Regions from separate parts of the Homo sapiens genome. Here region 2 is linked to region 1. Evidence: chromatin loops called from intact Hi-C (ENCODE). Cell type or tissue: GM12878. All regions are shown on one strand. Links, peaks and the distances in the headings refer to the core of each region. The heading gives the core; the rest is flanking DNA.

Region 1 (11,004 bases), core at 3,073-7,072:
GCATTGCAAAGAGAGTTGTCAACACAGAGCTTGTACCTTCACAAAACTTTGATTCTGAGGTAATATTCAAGTTAGCACAATATTCAGAATAATATAACATTCATTATAAAATGTGCAAAAATTAAAGTTATAGGAAACATTAAAGATATACTTCCCTGAGGGTGTACCAAATCTTTGGAGTTGGGAGTAGAAGAGTGAGCGCATCAGATATTACGTGTATTATTTATCAATAAGGAGACAGGGTTTTAAAAGGGTTGTGGAAAAGGTTTCACTTGGTAGACTGAGATGGAAACAGAGGACACTTTTTAACACATAGTAGAGATTTTGAGAATTAGTAAAAATCTTGAGGCATTTTTACATCAATAACTTTCATTACCAGACTTGGAAAAGTTGAAACAGGAGAGTTCCTTGACCCCCCTCACAGAACACACAACAGGGGTGTGGCTTATCTGTTAGGTCTCCCCTACCACTCAAACCCCTTACAGGAGGGGAGCATGCAGACAGGCAAGTGCAGGAGCTGGAGCAAGAGCCCCTGGGCTCCAGCCCCACAGCATCCGGGGGTGGGAGCCTGTGACTCTTAAAGGCCAAATGGCATGTATTACAATGCGTTCTTTCAGTTTTACCATCTGCTGACGGCTTAAGTGTTAACCAGCTCTGTGCCCTCTTGGTACCCAGTTCCTTGTCCGACATTCAGGAGGTGTCAGGTCACACATGGACTTGAAGAATGAATGTGGGGTTTTATTGAGTGGTGGAAGTGGCTCTCAGCAGGATGGATGGGGAGCTGGAAGGAAAATGGAGTGGGAAGATGATCTTCCCCTGGAGTTTGGCCGCCTAGCAGCTGATTTCCTCTTTGACAGTCCTCAGTCAAATTCCCCTTAGCATTCAGATGCTCTTTCTCTTCTCTCTGCTATGCCATTCTACTGTCCTTCTGCTCTTCTGTTCATCTCCTTATCTCTCTCTGGAGCCAGGGGCTTGGGGTTTATATGAGTATGGGATTGCAGGGGGTGCTGTGGTAGGCCAAAAGGCAACTTTAGGGTGCAAAACCAAGAATGCCTGTTCCCATTGAAGGCCATGGGTATCCTGGCTTGAGGGTGGGGGCCTTTGCCAGGGAACCGCCCTCTGCTCAGCAGAGCACTCAACTTGGCATACCTTTTCTTTTCTCCCCAAACTCTTAAGGAAACTTCTTTTTCTTGGCAGCCCAAACATTTTCTACAATGTTAACTAGACATTTACATAAAAAGTTTGTTCTGTTAGAAAAGTAAAAGCAATAGTTTGGATTACGTAATGATCTTTTTTATTCACAAAAAAGTACCTAAGTTAAACTATTTGGCTAAGTTTAAAGATACTTGGTGATTGCCTCTAGAATTGCAGACTCAACATACCTAAAAATAAGAATCAGTCTCCAAAGGTTTTGCCAACTCAGTGCAACCCAGTGATTAAAAGTCTTCAAACAAAAACATACCCTATTTCCTACATTTTAAAAATATGTATTTTTCACATTTTGGCATACCTGATGTTGGAATTTACCTTAAAAATATCTGCCTATGTAATCTATTCTCATTTCATTGGGACATCTTATACCTAATTGTTGCCCAGCATATAAAAAATTATGACACATGACTGAATAAAAACCAAATAATTCTTTTAAAACAGTGATTATTAATAAAAACACATAGCTGCTTATATTTAAGTGATGACATAAGAATAAAAAATATATGGCCAGAAAAATAATAAAGCAAGTGTTCTAAAATTTTAAATCTTTAATGAGTGAGTATGAAAATAAGATTATAACACATACATATCTGCATAATGGACAGTGAGTTTTTCCAGAAAATTAAATTCATTATCCATTTGTATTAAGTAACATTGCTATGAAAAATAAAAGTAATTTGTATAAAACTAAGCAATTTCTTACATCAGCCAAGGATTCCATTACTAGGGACTTAACTAACATTTAAATATTAGACTAAAGAATTGGTGTCACTGTTCTTTAGTGATATGATAGTATAACTAGAAAGCTTAAACACTCATCCAAAAAGCTTCTAGATTTGATAAATGCATTCAGTAAAGTTTCAGGATACAAAATCAATACATACAAATCACTAGCATTGCTGTACACCAACAGCAACCAAGCTGAGAATCAAATCAAGAACTCAACCCCTTTTATAACAGCTGCAAAAAAAAAAAAACAACAACAAAAAAAAAACAGGAATATACCCAACCAAGGAGATAAAAGATATTTACAAGGAAAACTACAAAATACATCTGAAAGAACTCATTGATGACACAAACACATTGAAACACATTCTATGCTTATGGATGTGTAGAATCAATATTGTGAAAATGACCATACTGCCAAAAGCAATTGGTAAATTCAATGCAATCCCCATCAACGTAACCATCATAATTCTTCACAGAACTAGAAAAAACAATCCTAAAATTCATATGGAACCAAAAAAGAGCCTGTACAGTCAAACAAGACTAATCAAAAAGAACAAATCTGGAGGCATCACATGACCTGACTTCAACCTATACTATAAGGCTATAGTTACAAAAACAGCATGGTACCAATATAAAAATAGGCATGTAGAACAACGAAACAGAATAGAGAACCCAGAAATAAAGCCAAATATTTACAGCCAACTGATATTCGACAGAGCAGACAAAAACATAAAGTGGAGAAAGGACACCCTATTCAACAAATAGTACTAGCATAATTGACAAGCCACATGTAGAAGAATTAAGCTGGATTCTCATTTCTCACCTTATATAAAATCAACTCAAAATGGATCAAAGACTTAAATCTAAGACCTGAAACCATAAAAATTCTGTAAGATAAAGCCAGAAGAACCCTTCTAGACATTGGTTTAGGCAAAGAGTTTATGCAACAAAAACAATGATAAATAGATGGTACCTAATTAAACTAAAAAGCTTCTGCACAGTGAATAAATAATCAGCAGATTAAACAGACAATCCACAGAGTGGGAGAAAGTATTTACAAACTATGCATCCAACAAAGGACTAATACTCAGAATCTACAAGGAACTCAAACAAATAGGCAAGGAAAAATCATAATCCCATCAAAAGTGGGCAAAGGACATAGACAATTCTCAAAAAAAGATATACAAATGGCCAAAAAACATCAAAAAATGCCCAACATCACTAATTATCAGGGAAATGCAAATTAAAATCACAATGAGATATTGCCTTACTCCTGCAAGAATAGCAATAATTAAAAAATCAAAAAATAACAGATGTTGGCAGGGATGTGATGAAAAGGGAATACTTTTACACTGCTGGTGAGAATGTAAACTAGCACAACCACTATGGAATATGGTATGGAGATTCCTTAAAGAACTAAAAGTAGAATTACTGTTTGATCTACCAACCCCGTTACTGGGTATCTACCCAGAGGAAAAAAAAATGTCATTATATGAAAAAGACACTGGCACACATTTATAGCAGCACAATTCGCAATTGCAAACATATGGAACCAGCCTAAATGCCCATTAACCAATGAGTGGATACAGAAAATGTCGTATATATATGCTATGGAATACTACTCAACCATAATAAGAAACAAAATAATGGCATTCACAGCAACCTGGATGGAGTTGGAGACAATTGTTCTAACTTAAGTAACTCACAAACGGACAACCAAACATCGTATGTACCCACTTATAAGCGGGAGCTAAGCTATGAGGATGCAAAGGCATAAGAATGATGTAATGGATTTTGAGATCTTGAGAGGAAGGTTGGGAGGAGGTGAAGGATGAAAGAAAAAAATAAAGAATTGATGTCATTGTGCAAATGATATAGTCCACAAGTAAAATCCAAGATTTGTTCTTAATGTCTTTAATAAATCATAAATGGAATACAGAAAACCAGAAATGCCCTTAATTTGTAAAAAATGGGAATCAATGTAACTGATTTGATTTTGCATAAAGTTTTACAATCAAAATATAAAATATTACTTTGATGAAAAACTCTGAATCTTTATATCTGGGGTCAACTCTAGGAAAAACAGCAGATAGTCAATTCAGTCTTTCACTTCACCTCCTACCTCCACCATGAACACCATCCCTGCTTGCTTTTTATAGAGGGAATGTGTTTTTTATTATTAAACCTTAATGAAGAAGAAAATCCTGCCATTTAGTTAACATGGGGGTGAACTTTGCAGACATTATGCTAAGTGAAATAAGTCAGACAGAAAGACAAATACCTGTACTAAATGATCTCAGTTATATATGAAATCTAAAATAATCAAACTCATAGAATCAGAGTTCTGCTGGATTTTGCCAGGGGCTGGAGGGAGGGGGAGACGGAGAGATGCTGGCCAAATGCTACAGACTTTCAGATATCCAGTATGAATAAGTTCTGGGGAGCTGATGTACAACATTGTGACTATAGTTAACAATGTTGTATACTTGAAATTTGTTAAGAGGGTGGATCTTAAGTGTTCTCACCACAAAAAAAATAAATAAATAAATAAAAAAGAAGCCCAAAAGTAGAAAAGAAAATGGATACTATGTGGTATAATGGATATGTTAATTAGCTTGATTGTGGTGATTGTTATTACTGTTATTTATTTTTTATTTAATTTTTTGAGACGGAGTCACACTGTCACCCAGGCTGGAGCACAGTGGGCATCATCTTGGCTCACTGCAACTTCTGCCTCCTGGGTTCAAGCGATTCTCCTGCCTCAGCCTCCCAAGTATTTGGATTACAGGCACCCGTGTCCATGCCCAGCCAATTTTTTGTATTTTTAGTAGAGATGGGGTTTCACTATGTTGGCCAGGCTGGTCTCAAACTCCTCATCTCGTGATCCGTCCACCTCGGCCTCCCATAGTGTTGGGATTACAGGCGTGAGCCACCGCGGCTTGCCTGTGGTGATTATTTCACAATGTTTACATGTATCAAAACATCAAGTTTTGATTGATATGTATATGTATATATATATATATATATATATATATATATATATATATACACACACACAACTTCTATTGGCCAATCATACCTCAATAAAGCTGGGGAAAAAAATGAAAAAAAAAAAAAACAAGATACTTCAGCACAGCCCAGGGAAGAGGAAATATAGTGTGAGACACATAACAGAGAATAATCCAAACTGAAAAAAGAAGTTGCTGTTATTTGAAAAGCAAAACAAAAGTCACCATTATATTAAAACAGGTTTTATCAATTTCAACAGAGGAAAAGTTATACATTTATATCAGAACTCCACTATGTAGTTTTTTAAATGCATTTTGCTATTTGTAATTATGCTTAAAATTCTCTAGTAATTGTTAGTTATAATCCTATAAAATGGATCAATAATTTTTAATAAATGTTTTCTATTATATTTATGAAATCATGTGTTAAATCATTTTTTAGGCATTGCTTTAAATACATCTTCGAACTTGATCATAACTTACAATTTTAGCCAAAACATTATGCCCAGAGCAGGCAGACCTTCAAAATATGGTGCATTCGTAGTATTTCCATAATGCAAACCAGAAATAGTTGCCAGTTGATTATTAATACCAATTTGTTGAGTCACAGAGAAAGTTGTCGCTGTGTCTCTTCCTTTCATAAGCCACAAGTTGTCATAGAAACCGATGACAGAACCTTTTTTAGAGGCTCAGAAGATAAAACAAAAGAGAAATATAGCTTTCTATGGCTGATCTTTCTTAAACGTTTACTATGTGCTGGACATAGATTTAAATCCTCAAAATAACCATATATAATTCTTATTTAAGGGTGAAGAAACAGGCATGGAAGTTTTACATGTTCATCCAGGTTCACATAGTTAGAGAGTGATGAATCAGCTTTAAACCCAAATACCATCAAAATATAGCTTCAAAATTCATTCTTCACAATGTAACCATCGATCCAGAGAATGTAGATTTCATCTTAAATATTCTACAACTAGTTATGTAATAGTGATAATTTTGTAATTCTCCTTATGATTTAAAGTAAATGAATACGTTTATTTCTTCAAAGAATAATAAAACACTGAACACATTTCTAAAAGTCAAAAAAATAAATTCAAAATATTAGTTATAAATAAATGTGTTGTAGAATCTGGCACTAAAATCAGTTGTTGGCCAATCTCTCCTAAAGTTTGTACAGGTGATCAAATAATATTTCAAACATTTATTTATAAATAGAAGACATGTTTATGCAGAAAAGATAATTTAAAAAGCTGTTTGTCTATATGAAGATTTTAAGTATAGGTACAGTGTAAGGGTGAGTTTAAGCAACATAAACTGCAGCTTCCCAATTGCAAGTTACTTTCCTACATAAGCTTCTATTTTCTAGAAATAGCAATAGAATTATTAATTCAGTTTTTGAATTGGACATCTTAACAAGATCAATATATCCCAGTGAAATGCCATCTATTTTTACTGTATTTTCTAAAAATATATTTTTTAGAAGGCTAGAAAAGTTGGTAAGATGGGAAAAGAGTTTTGCTACCTGGAAGGTTTCCAGTCTTTCGGTGGCATAATTTATTAAAAAGGCCACTAACTCAAACATGTTTTAAAAATAGGGGAGTTATTATCTTAACTCTGATGCCAAATAACAGTGTTTGGTAAGCCATCAAATTAGTCTTAGCTTCCATTTCCTCCACAGTGAAACATGTAAAACACTTGTGTTGCTCTTTCCCATCGGGAATACTGGTCCTCACCCTCTTCCCAACTTCTCCTTCGTAAGCTTAGAAAATTACATATAAAGTTTAACTCAAATACCCCCTTTTATTTCTTTAGCATTCATTAGACCTCACTTTTACCATTTTAAACTGGTTTAACGGCTGTATTACAATCCCACTTTATGCATACCACTTTTTTAATACCTATATAATACATACAATATAAAAGGATTTTATTACATTTATCTCCTGATAAATAAAAGCTCCTTGAGGAAAAAAACAAACTTACCATTCTCTCATAGTCTCTAACTTTAAGTATAAAATAAGTTTTAATATCATAGTATTGGTAGTATAATAGTAATAGCAATATCCAGATGCTAAAAAGAATAATTATAAAATTACATAATATAATCATTCCTTTTCCTTTTTCTAGGAGAAATTTGATTTCCTGATTTCCTAAATGTTAGTGACTCTCAGTAGGTCAGTGCCTATACATTACAGCTTCATAGGAAGGTTTTTTTTTTTTAAATGCCATTGTGGGCTCCCAGAACAGCTCTGCTAAATTGCTATGTGCATATATATATATATATATATATATTTTTTTTTTTTAATGAAAGTAGGTGGGGAAGCCAGCTTCAAATGTTTTCAAAGCTTCCCATGTACTGGGAATACACAGCCAGGACTGAAGATGTGATACATGGAAGCACTGAATCACTGCCCTGCATTTATAGAAGGGTTGGAGTGGGGAAGATGAAGTGAAGGGATAGAGACTCACATATGGTTTAATTTTGAGTTAGTTAATTGGGCATGTTTATGAAAACAAAAAGAATAATTCAAATTTTAAATTATTATACCATAATTTATACAATTTTGTTTATGCTTTTAAGAGGACAGGCTATGTAAATCAGTATCCCACTTTTGGAGTTATGTGAGCTTATCCAGTTCACATTCAGTTGAGCTCTTTTCACCGATGAATATTTAACTAAAACATTTTCTCTTCCCACCAATAGTTCCAATAAATGTTGTTTTATAAATGGCAAATTTTACAATAAAAAATAAATATAGAAAAGATATTGCAAAACAAACTTTTAAAATTTCAAATATTTTATTTGTAGTTTCATATGGCAAACACTAGTCTTCCCTCTGCCCTCTGTGCCTTTTGAAATTTGGGTACAATTTGTTTGCAATAAAAAACGAGAACGTGTTCTCCGTACTTGTGTCACCCAGTCTCTTGACCAGGGTATTTCATTAATTAAGTCAGTTTTTAAAATTCCTAGCTTCATTTTTTAAGGGTTAGGCTTCATCTGGACCAACGTTTCTCTTAAGGAATGAAACTACTACATAAAAATCATACACGTTTCCTAGTTTCCCTGAGGCCTGTGACCTGCTGGATCAGAACTGACCATGTTCTTTCCTCTTTGATCTAATAACAACCTTGATAGGCTTTTGTTATCCTACTGACAAGACTTTATTTTTTCACACTTATTTAAGGTGTTGGAGGTGTTTCTCCCTGTATTAACTTCCCAAGGAAAAGCACATATAACTCAGCACATGGCACACACCCTAGCACATAGGATTCAATATCTATTGTACTTGAGACTGCACAAATAAATAAAATTCTGATTATCTGCTTCTTTCTTCTCCCCATGCATCACTCTTCTTGATCTAAATTAATAGATTTTTATTTTTTTCAGTAAAAGTCATCTAACTGTACTATATGTTACATATATATACACACACACACACACAACACACACACACTGTATAATTCTACTTTATATATGTTTTTCCTTTTTGACCTGTCTTTATTTTTTCATATAAAATTCCACAACATTGCATGAGAATAATTTGATTCCTTACCATGGTATTAGGGTTTATAGACTGCAGTGTTTCATTTTTAATCCAATGATTTGCAAAATTTTTATTTCAAGGAAAATAAGAAATATTGACCAGAAAAATAGAAAATGATATTAAAAAACTCTGGTTCACATTTATTCTTTATTACATTAAAAATGAAATTGATATATTAATGGCTATAGAGTTTTGAGTGGAAATGTTATGACCCAAGAATTTTTTTATTTTACCTTGAAATCTTGTTTGTTCGACTTATGAAGAAAAAGAGAATCATTATCAGATATGTAAGGACTCAGGAAATATTCTACCTTTGGGCCCAAGCTGAAAATATTTCTCAAACATGTATTGACAATTTAAAACCCTCTCTATATGTGTCAAAACATCCCTTTGTACCTCCATAAATATGTACAACTATATGTCAATTAAAAATAAAACTTTTTAAAAATTGTATTGACCATTAAAATCACTTAAATATGGAATTAAAACTAAATAGTTGCTGTGTCTATAATGTCAAAATTATATAAATGTTAAAAAATTTGTAAAGAAATGCATAAGTTGCAACACTTAATAATTTTATTAAAAACTATTTTAAACGTAAGACTATACTAACAAGAACAGGAAACACAGGTGATCAATACAAGGAAGATAATATCCTCAGATAATAAGTGAAATAAGAATTAGATAATAAGTAAAAGATTAGTTCAACACATTTTTCAAAACTGTGTGGTTAACAAAGAATGTAAAGAAAACATTAATTTATCCTGCATTACTATTGTAAAATTTTAAAAGAGAAAGAAAAAACTTGAGACAAAAAATACAAAGTACAGAGAAAAAAATGAAAGTACAAAAATAGTGAATGAGTTGACATAAGTAAAAATTGCTAAATCTGTCACTGCAATATATACAAATGATTTTAATCTCCTACCATGGCCAGGTGCAATGGCCTTCACCTGTAATCCCAGCACTTGGGGTAGCCGAGGCAGGCAGATCACTTGGGGTCAGGAGTGCTAGACCAGCCTGTCAACATGGTGGAATATTGTCTCTTCTAAAAATACAAAAACAAGCTGGGTGTGGTGGCGGGCGCCTGTAATCCCATCTACCTTGGGAGGCTGAGGCAGGAGAATGGCTTGAACCCAGGAAGCAGAGGTTGCAGTGAGCTGAGATGGTGCCAATGCACTCCAGCCTGCCAATAGCCCATCTCAAAAAAAAAAAAAAAAAAAAAAAACCTTACCAAAAGACAAGGACTCTTAGCTTGGGTCCACATACAGACATGCACACACACACCCCTACAACCATCTGACCTTTGCCAAACCTGACAGAAATAGCAATGGGGAAAGGATTGCCTATTCAGTAAATGGTGCTGGGAAAACTGGCTAGCTATATGCAGAAAACCGAAACTGGACCACTTCCTTACACCTTATACGAAAATTAACTCAAGATGGATTAAAAACTTAAATGTCAAACCCCAAACCATAAAAACCCTAGAAGAAAACCTAGGCAATACCATTCAGGACATAAGCATGGACAAAGACTTCATGACTAAAACACCAAAAGCAATTGCAGCAAAAGACAAAATTGACAAATGGGATCTAATTAATCTAAAGAGCTTCTGCACAGCAAAACTATCATCAGAGTGAACAGACAACCCATAGAACAGGAGGAATTTTTGCAATCTACCCATCTTACAAAAGTCTAATATCCAGAATTTACAAGGAACTTAAACAAATTCACAAGATAAGAACAACCCCATCAAAAAGTGGGCAAAGGATATGAACAGACACTTCTCAAAAGAAGACATTTATGCAATCAACAAACACATGAAAAAAAGCTCAACATCACTGATCATCAGAGAAATGGAAATTAAAACCACAATGAGATACTATTTCACATCAGTCAGAATGATGATTATTAAAAAGTCAGGAAACAATAGATGCTGGTGAGGCTGTGGAGAAATAGGAACGCTTTTACAATGTTGGTGGGAATGTAAATTAGCTCAACCATTGTGGAAGACAGTATGGAGATTCCTCAAGGATCTAGAAACAGAAATACCACTTGACCCAGCAATCCCATTACTGGGTATATACCCAAAGGAATATAAATCAATCTACTGTAAAGACATATGCACACATATGTTTATTGCAGTACTATTTACAATAGCAAAGACATAGAACTGACCCAAATGCTCATCAATAATGGACTGAATAAGGAAAATGTGGTACATGTACACCATGGAATACTAAGCTGCCATAAAAAGGAATGAGATCACGTCCTTTTCAGGGACACGGATGAAGCTGGAAGCATCATTCTCAGCAAACTAACACAGGAAGAGAAAACCAAACACCACATCTTCTCACTCATAAGTGGGAGTTGAACAATAAGAACACAGGAGAACAACACACACCAGGACCTGTTGAGGGGTAGGTGGGTGAGGGGAGGGAACTTAGAGGACAGGTCAATAGGTGCGGCAAACTACCATGGCACACGTATACCTATGTAACAAGCCT
Region 2 (8,784 bases), core at 919-4,918, 150 kb before region 1:
TCATTGCATGAAAGAATTTAGTTGCCAGTGCTATTACTTATGCAGTTTCTGTTCTTAGCACTAGCAGCTTACTGACAGGAAATGTCAAATAAAATTTTCTTTTCCACTTTCCACCCTAGTCAGCTAAATAATATGAAAACTATTTGCCTTGCCACCTAGATCAAACATGAAGTATTTGCAAAATAAATTACCTGTGAGGTTATTTGTAGGCCAAATAAAATCCTGGAAAATGTGTGTATATGGAAAGATAATGCAAGTCAATGAAAAGAATAACTGATATCCAGAGTAAATAATAAGTATTGAAAAATTTTCCAAGTTGGAAAAAATGAATAATTGAAAAGGGATTTGCGTTTTCTTTTCCACTGACTTTATTTTGAAGACAAGAACTCTGTGGAGAAATCTCCAAGTGAAGCTGCTATTTCCTAGTCTCACATTTGATTTTAATGCTCAACTTTTGACAAATAAGAAGGAATAATATTTCTGCTAAGGTCAGATGTTTCTGTGGTTATATCTGGCCCTGAAATATAAATACCCTCAAAAAGAAAGAGTTCATATCATGTTCTTATACACTTAAGGTTGTTAAAAAGTGCGTATGTATGATTGTGCATATGTGTGTGTGCATATGTGCATGTATGTGCAGAAATTCATTCTGCAAACAGAATTTTTAACGTTGAAATATGAGGCTTTTCCTGTACAAGTTGTACATAATTTCCCCAGAAATTAGTGCAATAAATTTTTGCATGTATGCTTGTGTAAGACAGAGAGACCTTTGGATGCAAGAGAAGTGTTTTATTTGTCTTTGGATCCCAAGCACCAATAGAGTGGACACCTCATAGTAGATATTCAATAGATCTTCCTGATGATTAAATCTTGTGGCCAGAGGCCGGGCGCAGTGGCTCACGCCTGTAATCCCAGCACTTTGGGAGGCCGAGGTGGGCGGATCACGAGGTCAGGAGATCGAGACCATCCTGGCTAACACGGTGAAACCCCTTCTCTACTAAAAATGCAAAAAATTAGCCAGGCGAGGTGGCGGGCGCCTGTAGTTCCAGCTACTTGGGAGGCTGAGGCAGGAGAATGGCGTGAACCCCGGGGGGTGGAGCCTGCAGTGAGCCCAGATTACGCCACTGTACTCCAGCCTGGCCGACAGCGAGACTCCGTCTCAAAAAAAAAAAAAAAAAAAAAATCTTGTGGCCAGAAATTGCCAATGGCATTTGATATTACAAACTAACTGGTTCTAAAAAATATATAATTAGAGGTGGCAATACAATGGAAACATGTATTTGAAGTAAAAAGTAATGAAAATATCTGGATTCAAGAACTGGTTCTCATAAGTTACTACTGTATGGCCTAGATTATTGTGCCTTCAGTGGATAAAAGGAGGAGGGTAAAGAAGTGTAAAAATAGTTAAATAAAAAGGCTACATGGGGATTATTAATTTTTAGGTAATTTTTCAGTCATTCAAAAAATGTATTTTAAGTTCTTACTATGTGTCAGACACTGTTTTTGGGTGATGGAACTATAGAAAGATAGCTTTCTGTTCTCAGGAAGTTTACATTCCAGGGAGAGTATATTATGTTATATTACATGACATTATACTATACATTAAGTACTATATCTTTGCAATTTATGCTATATATTATATAATATATTAAGTAATATTGTGTCGATAGACATTTTAGAAAGTGTATTACTACTATGTTAGTGAGATTATATACATATGTATATGTGTGTGCATATATATATTATATAGACACAAAAATAATTAGTATGAAGAAAAATAAAGCATTGTGAGATTATGGTGTTGACATTCTAGATGAGATGGTCAGAGAGACGACATTAGAGCAGGGCCCTGAAAAAAGTATGTCAGTAAGTTATAGAAGAAATAGGGGTAGAGTATTATAAGCAGAGGGAAACTGAAATGAAGTCTTAAAGAAAGACTCAGCTTTATTTCTTCAAGAAAAAATAAGAACTTCTGTGTGATCAAGCATCGTGAGTCAAGTGAAGCATGGAAGGCCATGATGTTGGAGAGCTGGGCTGAGGCTGGACTGTGAAGGGGCTTTCTATGCTGTGCTAAGTGCTTGGAACTCAGAATAAGTCAGTCATCGATACATAATACATAATCAGTACCTAAATACCAATGAAAGTCAATAGACAGGAAAAATTCCCAATGACTGAACCTAGGGAACTCCTGTATTTAGAATTGTGAAGAATGATGAGGGACCATCTGTGTCAAATATCACTGCAAGATTGAGGAAGACAAGGACTGATAATTGTCCTTTGTATTTGCTGCCCTTCATAGGAACAGTTTAGTGAAGTGCTGGAGACAAAAGCCTGAAATAGGAACTTTGGGACTTGGAATGAAAAATGAAGAAATTGAGCTATTGAAGGAAGGGATGTGGGGGAAATGAAATCTTTCTTCTAAGATGGGAGCTATCATTTCATACTTGTAAGACAACAGGATTGGACAGATGGAGATCGTGATGGGGAGAGTATTCCTGGAAGAGCAAACTTCACTAGCAATGATCACAGGTCTGGCTAATACTGAGGGTAGAGGGGGGAATAAGAGTCATATTGTCTGATCTTATCAAGTTTAGTCTCAAATTTCCAACCCTAAAAGCTACTGAAAGCACTTTGCATTATCAATATTGAGATGGCAATATAAAATAATATTTTTGTACTTTTTCAAAGTTGTACCCTATGTAAACAGTTGATAGTAGAATATAATAGAGCCTAAAGTCAACAAGTAGCTTCAGTTCCTCTTGAATCAGCCTTACAAGTGATGAGTTATGGGTTGTTGGTAAATATGTAACCACAAACTCTCTGGAGAAAAGAAAACACCCTGATTTACAATGACTGCCAATTATTGTAGTGTAAATACTCTTACCATGGATGATTTAGGCTACCAACTATTTAACAAGCAGGTTACAACATTCCTGAGTATTTAACAAGCAGCTCTCATATGTGTAGGAGTCAGCTCCTGCACACCATGGCCAGTTATAATTTCAAAATTACAATCCCTCCTTGAAGACAGAAACTGTGCCTGGTCCATTTCTCTATCTCTTTAAGCACTGAGTATGTCGATTTACCTAATGTAGCCACACACTAAATATTTGGTGAAAGAAGGAAGGATGGCAGGTGCTCTGACTAATATCTGGAATAACATCTGCAACTGCAACTCTGCCTAGAACACGCTTGCCTGATTCTGCCTTACATGACTCACCTTAATTGTCACATTGTTAGAAGGGTCTCTCTACTTATTCTAAACAAGTAGATTCTTCACAATTATTTTATCTCTCTGCACTCTGTTTACTTTATTCATAGTATTCATCATGATTGTTATCATTTTACACCATTTGTTTATTTACTTATCTAACTAACCTACCAGACTATAATTACAAAATAGAGCAGGGACTATTTTATTCCCAGTGCATAAATGGCACTCAGAATAGCACCTAACCCATAATACACAATTAATATACTTTCACTAAGTGTTTTTACATGATTTATCAGTAAAAATCAGGCTATTTAACAAAATATTTAATCTTATTGGTAAATTATTTTGATATCTACAATATCATTATTCTTTATTTTCCATTTTCTTATTAAAATAGAAAGTTCATGTTGTTAATGTTCACCAACTTTGTTTTCTATATATAGATGTCATTGTCATTTTGAAACTGTGTAATACTTTGTTAGTTTTATATTCTAGAATGTTATCCATGTTCTCTGTGCTTATTTTCGAAATTCACATATGCTGTCATACACACATTAAAAACAGAGGCAAACACCAGTAGACAAAGAAAAAGACATTTATCCTACTAACATGCATTAGAAAATGTGAATTTTTATATACAAATAAAATACCAAAGACCTCTTTCCTGATACAGCTACAGAGACCTCCAGCGTAGGATTATACAGCCTTGCTCACCTGTTTTTTTATGATGCCCTTTGCTAACACTGTTTCCTCTGATTGGAATGTCCTTCTCATCAGAGTCTCCACCATCAAAATTCTACTTCTTAACAAATGCCATCTTTACTGTCCAGTTGTGAAATGTTTCTCATTTTCATACATCACTCACTAAAAAAATGAGTATTTACTAAGAAACATCTATGTATGTTTCCGGGACTAAGTAATTACAAGTAATTCAAGATAAATAAGATAATGGCCTGGCTGCAAGGAGCTTACTGTACAGATGGGATTCAGACAAATAAGCCCATGGGCTTCACACAGGGTCAGGTGGGAAGCGCTAATCAAATTTGAGCAGTCAGGAAATGCTAGAAAAGGCAGTGGTTATCCTGAGTCATATCCTCTCCAGATGTGTTTTCCTCTTCATTCAAGTCCTACAAGACATTTATTTTCCTTATGATGTTGGTAAAGTTTTATGCTTATTTAGATATTATAAGTGTATTTTATACATCATGAATATGCTTATTTCTATATGTGTTTTTATTTGTTAACACATCATCTTTATTTCTCATTCATGTCAATTAATTATCTGGCTGGTGGCCTACCAGCTTACTCAGGATCTGGGCTCCTTCCACGTAGTGGTTGCTCCAAATACTCCATTGGCTTCTCTGAGTCTGGCTAGGAGATGAGAGAAGAGAAATATCCTGCAGAGAACCTCAGGAACAATTGCAGGAGTCACCTACCACACTAGATACATTCAAATGGCCATAGGTAGGCACATGTGGCCTCAATTAATTTTACCTATGATTAAACAGTGAACTGAATTATGCAACTAATTTCTAATATAATGGTAATAACCATTAAAGTATATTTATTTATAATACCTTCCCATTCTTTTTATCTGAAAAAAAAAGTTAAAAGTTTAATTGCATACTTTTCAATATTGTTCCTGTCTAGCACTAAGTCCACACATCTGGTAGAGAATTCTCATTAACATTCCATGCTGGGGAGTGAGGTACTCAAAGAGGCACTTCTTCCTTGAGTTAAATATGCAGTCTTGGTCCAGACACAGCTGTGGGTCACCAGGAGGTTTGGCTGTTGAACACAACACTTTCTGTCTTCTGGTTTATAAACACTAATTCAGCAATTTGAAGTGAGAATTTTTTCCAGAATTTTATGAAAATGTGGCATTTTTCAAAGCACTCATCCAAGAAAAGATCTAGCTACAAACTCTATCCATGGACAATACCACCATGTTTCCCAATTTTTCCCTTTAAAAAGTGAATGAATTTGTGTTACAATGCCTTCTAGGTAGAAGTTGTTCCTAGGTACACTCCAGTACCATAGTAAAGGCCAATGACAGCTGTAATAATTTCCTAAATGTTGTATGAACTGAGAATAGGCATAACTGCTAAAGATTGGGTGATCATATAATTTATCTTGTAAGATGATATAAGTTAGCATCAAGTCTGATTATCAACACAGCAAGAATTACATATCATGAAATTGATGTATATGACATAGACATATGAAGCTAAGAAGATCAACATGTGCAATTAAAATATTCCATCATTAGGGTTATAAATTCACTTCTAACAATGCCTGATACAACAGCTGAGCGCCCCCCGATAGAGCTATAATCCATCCTAATTATTTTTAAAATTATGTAACTTTAGCGGTTTATACATACATAGATGCAGAAAGTTTGGAAAATAATGAAAATTATGAAGAATATCTTCCATATACTATAATACCAAAAGATGAGCATTATAAGATTTTGAACAAAAAACCAAACACCGCATATTCTCACTCATAGGTGGGAATTGAACAATGAGATCACATGGACACAGGAAGGGGAATATCACACTCTGGGGACTGTTGTGGGGTGGGGGGAGGGGGGAGGGATAGCATTGGGAGATATACCTAATGCTAGATGACGAGTTAGTGGGTGCAGCGCACCAGCACGGCACATGTATACATATGTAACTAACCTGCACAATGTGCACATGTACCCTAAAACTTAAAGTATAATTTAAAAAAAAATAAATAAAAATTAAAAAAAAAGATTTTGCTATATTTTACGTGTATCTATGTATATATGCATGTCAATATTTGATATAAATGACAATATTTCAAAATATATTTTAAATAAAATTAGGCTTCACATAGTTTTGTGTCCTTATTTTTTTAACTGACTAAGAATTTTCCAACATTGAAAACAAGACTCAGAGTACATCAAATAGAATTCTTCTTTTGCCAGCCACAAATACTGAATTGAACTAATGTAGCAAATATGAAATTAAAGGAAAAATATGAGTGAACACACAAAATCAAAGGGACTTGTTAAGGACAGGAAGCAAGAGTGGAATTGAAAATACCTTGAATGGCATGAAGCACTCTACCTTTCTGAACCAAAGCCAACCACACAGCTGTTGAGCTAGGGATTACCCCTTTATTTATTGGAATAGTGGGTCATGCAGAGGGTACTTGGACAGAGGCTGGGTTAGCTGTGGCAATGAAGGACTCTCAGAGGGCAACAGCTACTTATGAATAAGTTTAGAAATAATTTCATATTTTGAAATTATTTCAAACCAGAAAGGCAGAACAGTGTATCCAGTGGGATGTCAGCCATAGCAGAAATCAGAGAGCCCTGGTGAAACTTATTAGCAAACATTGCTTGAGAGGCTTGTCTAGGCACGAGCAATGAAAGGAAGAAATAAATATTTCATCTTTCCTTTCTGTCCATGGGCAAAATATTCAAACTTCAGGTAAGGACTCCGTTGGCTTACCTTGGGTCAAATGTCTATCCCTTGGCTAAGGGGATACGGGACACCTAATCTCATATCCAGTAGGGGAGAGATTTTTGGAAGTATGATTACCAAAGCAAGGTGGAATGAATACTGCCATTTGTGTGAAGATATCATAGTTTAATTTACCATCTCCTCTTTGTCAGACCTTTGAGGTGTTTCTAATTTTATTAATTATATATATGCTACTATATATATATGTGTGTGTGTGTATATATATGCATATGTATATATAAAATAATACATTTTCCCACTACCTTAATTTTTTAAATTTTTTATTTCATTTTTATTTTAAATAATTTGGTGCATACATAGTAGGTGTATATATTTTTTATATTATGTGTATTATATAACTCCATAAATCTTTGCTCTTAACTCTGATTTTTAAAATTGTTTGTTTTTTGTTCAGAATGAGCAATTGCGTAAAGCTGAGTCCTGGAAGGCTGCCTGTAGGGGGCAGTATGTGGTCTGGCCTTAAGGACAAACGGAATTTTCACCGGAGAAGACTGTGGCGGGGGCTTTTCAGGAGGAATGAATAGGAAGAGTACAGGAGGCTGTATAGCAGCAGGTGGCTTTGTTTGGTTGGAAAACACTCCAAGTGAAAAGGCATTGTGAAGAATGGAAGAGCTACTGAGAAACCAGCCTATGGAGTTTGGCTGTCTCTCCTAGTCACAAATAAGGAGCTGTTACTGGTTTTTGTCAAAAGAACAGGATGATCACATCTGTGCCTTAGGACACTTTAGATGGGGCAGAACAGGTACAGGGGATGTGGTGGGGGAAGAAATGACTCGATTTCAAACAAATCAAATAAATTACTTTGATGTTTAAAAAAAAAAAATAAAATTGTTTGTTTTTATAGAAATAGTGTTACTGGGTAAACAGGTATGAAAATCATTGAACTGAGATATAATGGGAAATTACTTTCTACAAAGATGGTACCAACCTATATTCTGACTAGCAGTGGTTTAAAGTGCTCTCAAGAGTACTTGATAATACATTTAATTTTTTTTTTGTACTTACAATGGGCCAGTAACCATTTCAGTCTCCAGAAATATGGTGGCAAACATACATCTTTGCTACTGTAGAGCTTAAATTCTAAATAGACAAGAGCATTTCACAACTGGTAAGTGCTATAAAGAAAATTAGGGGAAGAAAGTGGAAAGTTATTGCCATCTGAGGCTATAAGCACATTAGATAAAGTGACCAGGAAGATTCCTTTGAGGAAGTGATATTTAAGCTGAGACCTGAATAATGAGAAGGATCTACCCCATGAAGACCAACGGGAAGAATTTTTTTTTTTTTCCCACTACCCTAATTTTTACTTAAAAAAATTTTGTGAGTACGTAATAGGTATACATATTTTGGGGGTACATGAGAAGTTTTGATACCAGCATGGAAAGTGAAATAAGCATATCATGGAGAATGGGGTATCCATACTCTCAAGCATTTATCTTTTGAATTATAAACAATTCAATTACACTCTTACAGTTATTATAAAATGTACAATTAAGTTATTATTGACTATAGTATCCCTTCTGTTGTGTTGAGTAGTAGGTCTTATTCGTTCTTCTAACTATTCTTTTTTGTACACACTAACTGTCCCTATCTCCCATCCAGACTCCCACTACCCTTCCCAGCCTCTGGTAACCAACTATCTACTCTCTATATCCATGAGTTCTACTGTTTGATTTTTAGATCCCACAAATAAGTGAGAACATGTGATGTTTGTCATTCTGTGCCTGGCTTATTTCACTTCACATAATGATCTCCATTTCTATACATTTTGTTGCAAATGACTGGATCTCATTCTTTTTTATGGCTGAATAGTACTCCATTGTGTATCTGTATCACATTTTCTTTATCCATTTATCTGTTAATGGACACTTAGGTTGCTTCCAAATCTTACTTATTGTAAACAGTGCTGCAACAAACATGGGAGTGCAGATAGCTCTCAATATATTGACTTCCTTTCTTTGGGGTATATACCCAGCAGTGGGATTACTGGACCACATGATAGCTCAATTTTTAGTTTTTTTGAGTGTATTAGTCAGGATTCTCTAGAGAGACAGA

The links. Peaks named below come from ENCODE experiments on the same cell type or tissue, not always from the same donor. Only the 100,000 strongest peaks of a DNase experiment are listed, where the experiment ranks them.
Region 2: a loop joins it to region 1, with 5 times the contacts of the local background. A loop is called at or near these places in 1 of 110 quality-filtered maps.

The regions. Positions count from the first base shown.
Region 1 is chr6:74,441,780-74,452,783 of GRCh38, reverse strand. All of the region lies in intron 2 of LOC101928516 (a long non-coding RNA gene), which reads right to left. Among named protein-coding and RNA genes, the nearest start is that of SNORD156, 680 kb to the left of the region's middle. In GM12878, for the core only: no CTCF peak of the experiment used is centred there; a DNase peak (open chromatin) is centred at 5,553.
Region 2 is chr6:74,592,952-74,601,735 of GRCh38, reverse strand. The region is part of intron 2 of LOC101928516 (a long non-coding RNA gene); the gene reads right to left. It overlaps LOC105377858 (a long non-coding RNA gene), which reads left to right. Exons shown (of 3, transcript NR_187974.1): 3 at 7,124-7,557. Among named protein-coding and RNA genes, the nearest start is that of SNORD156, 530 kb to the left of the region's middle. In GM12878, for the core only: no CTCF peak of the experiment used is centred there; a DNase peak (open chromatin) is centred at 3,135; H3K4me3 peaks cover 508 bases; H3K27ac peaks cover 1,599 bases.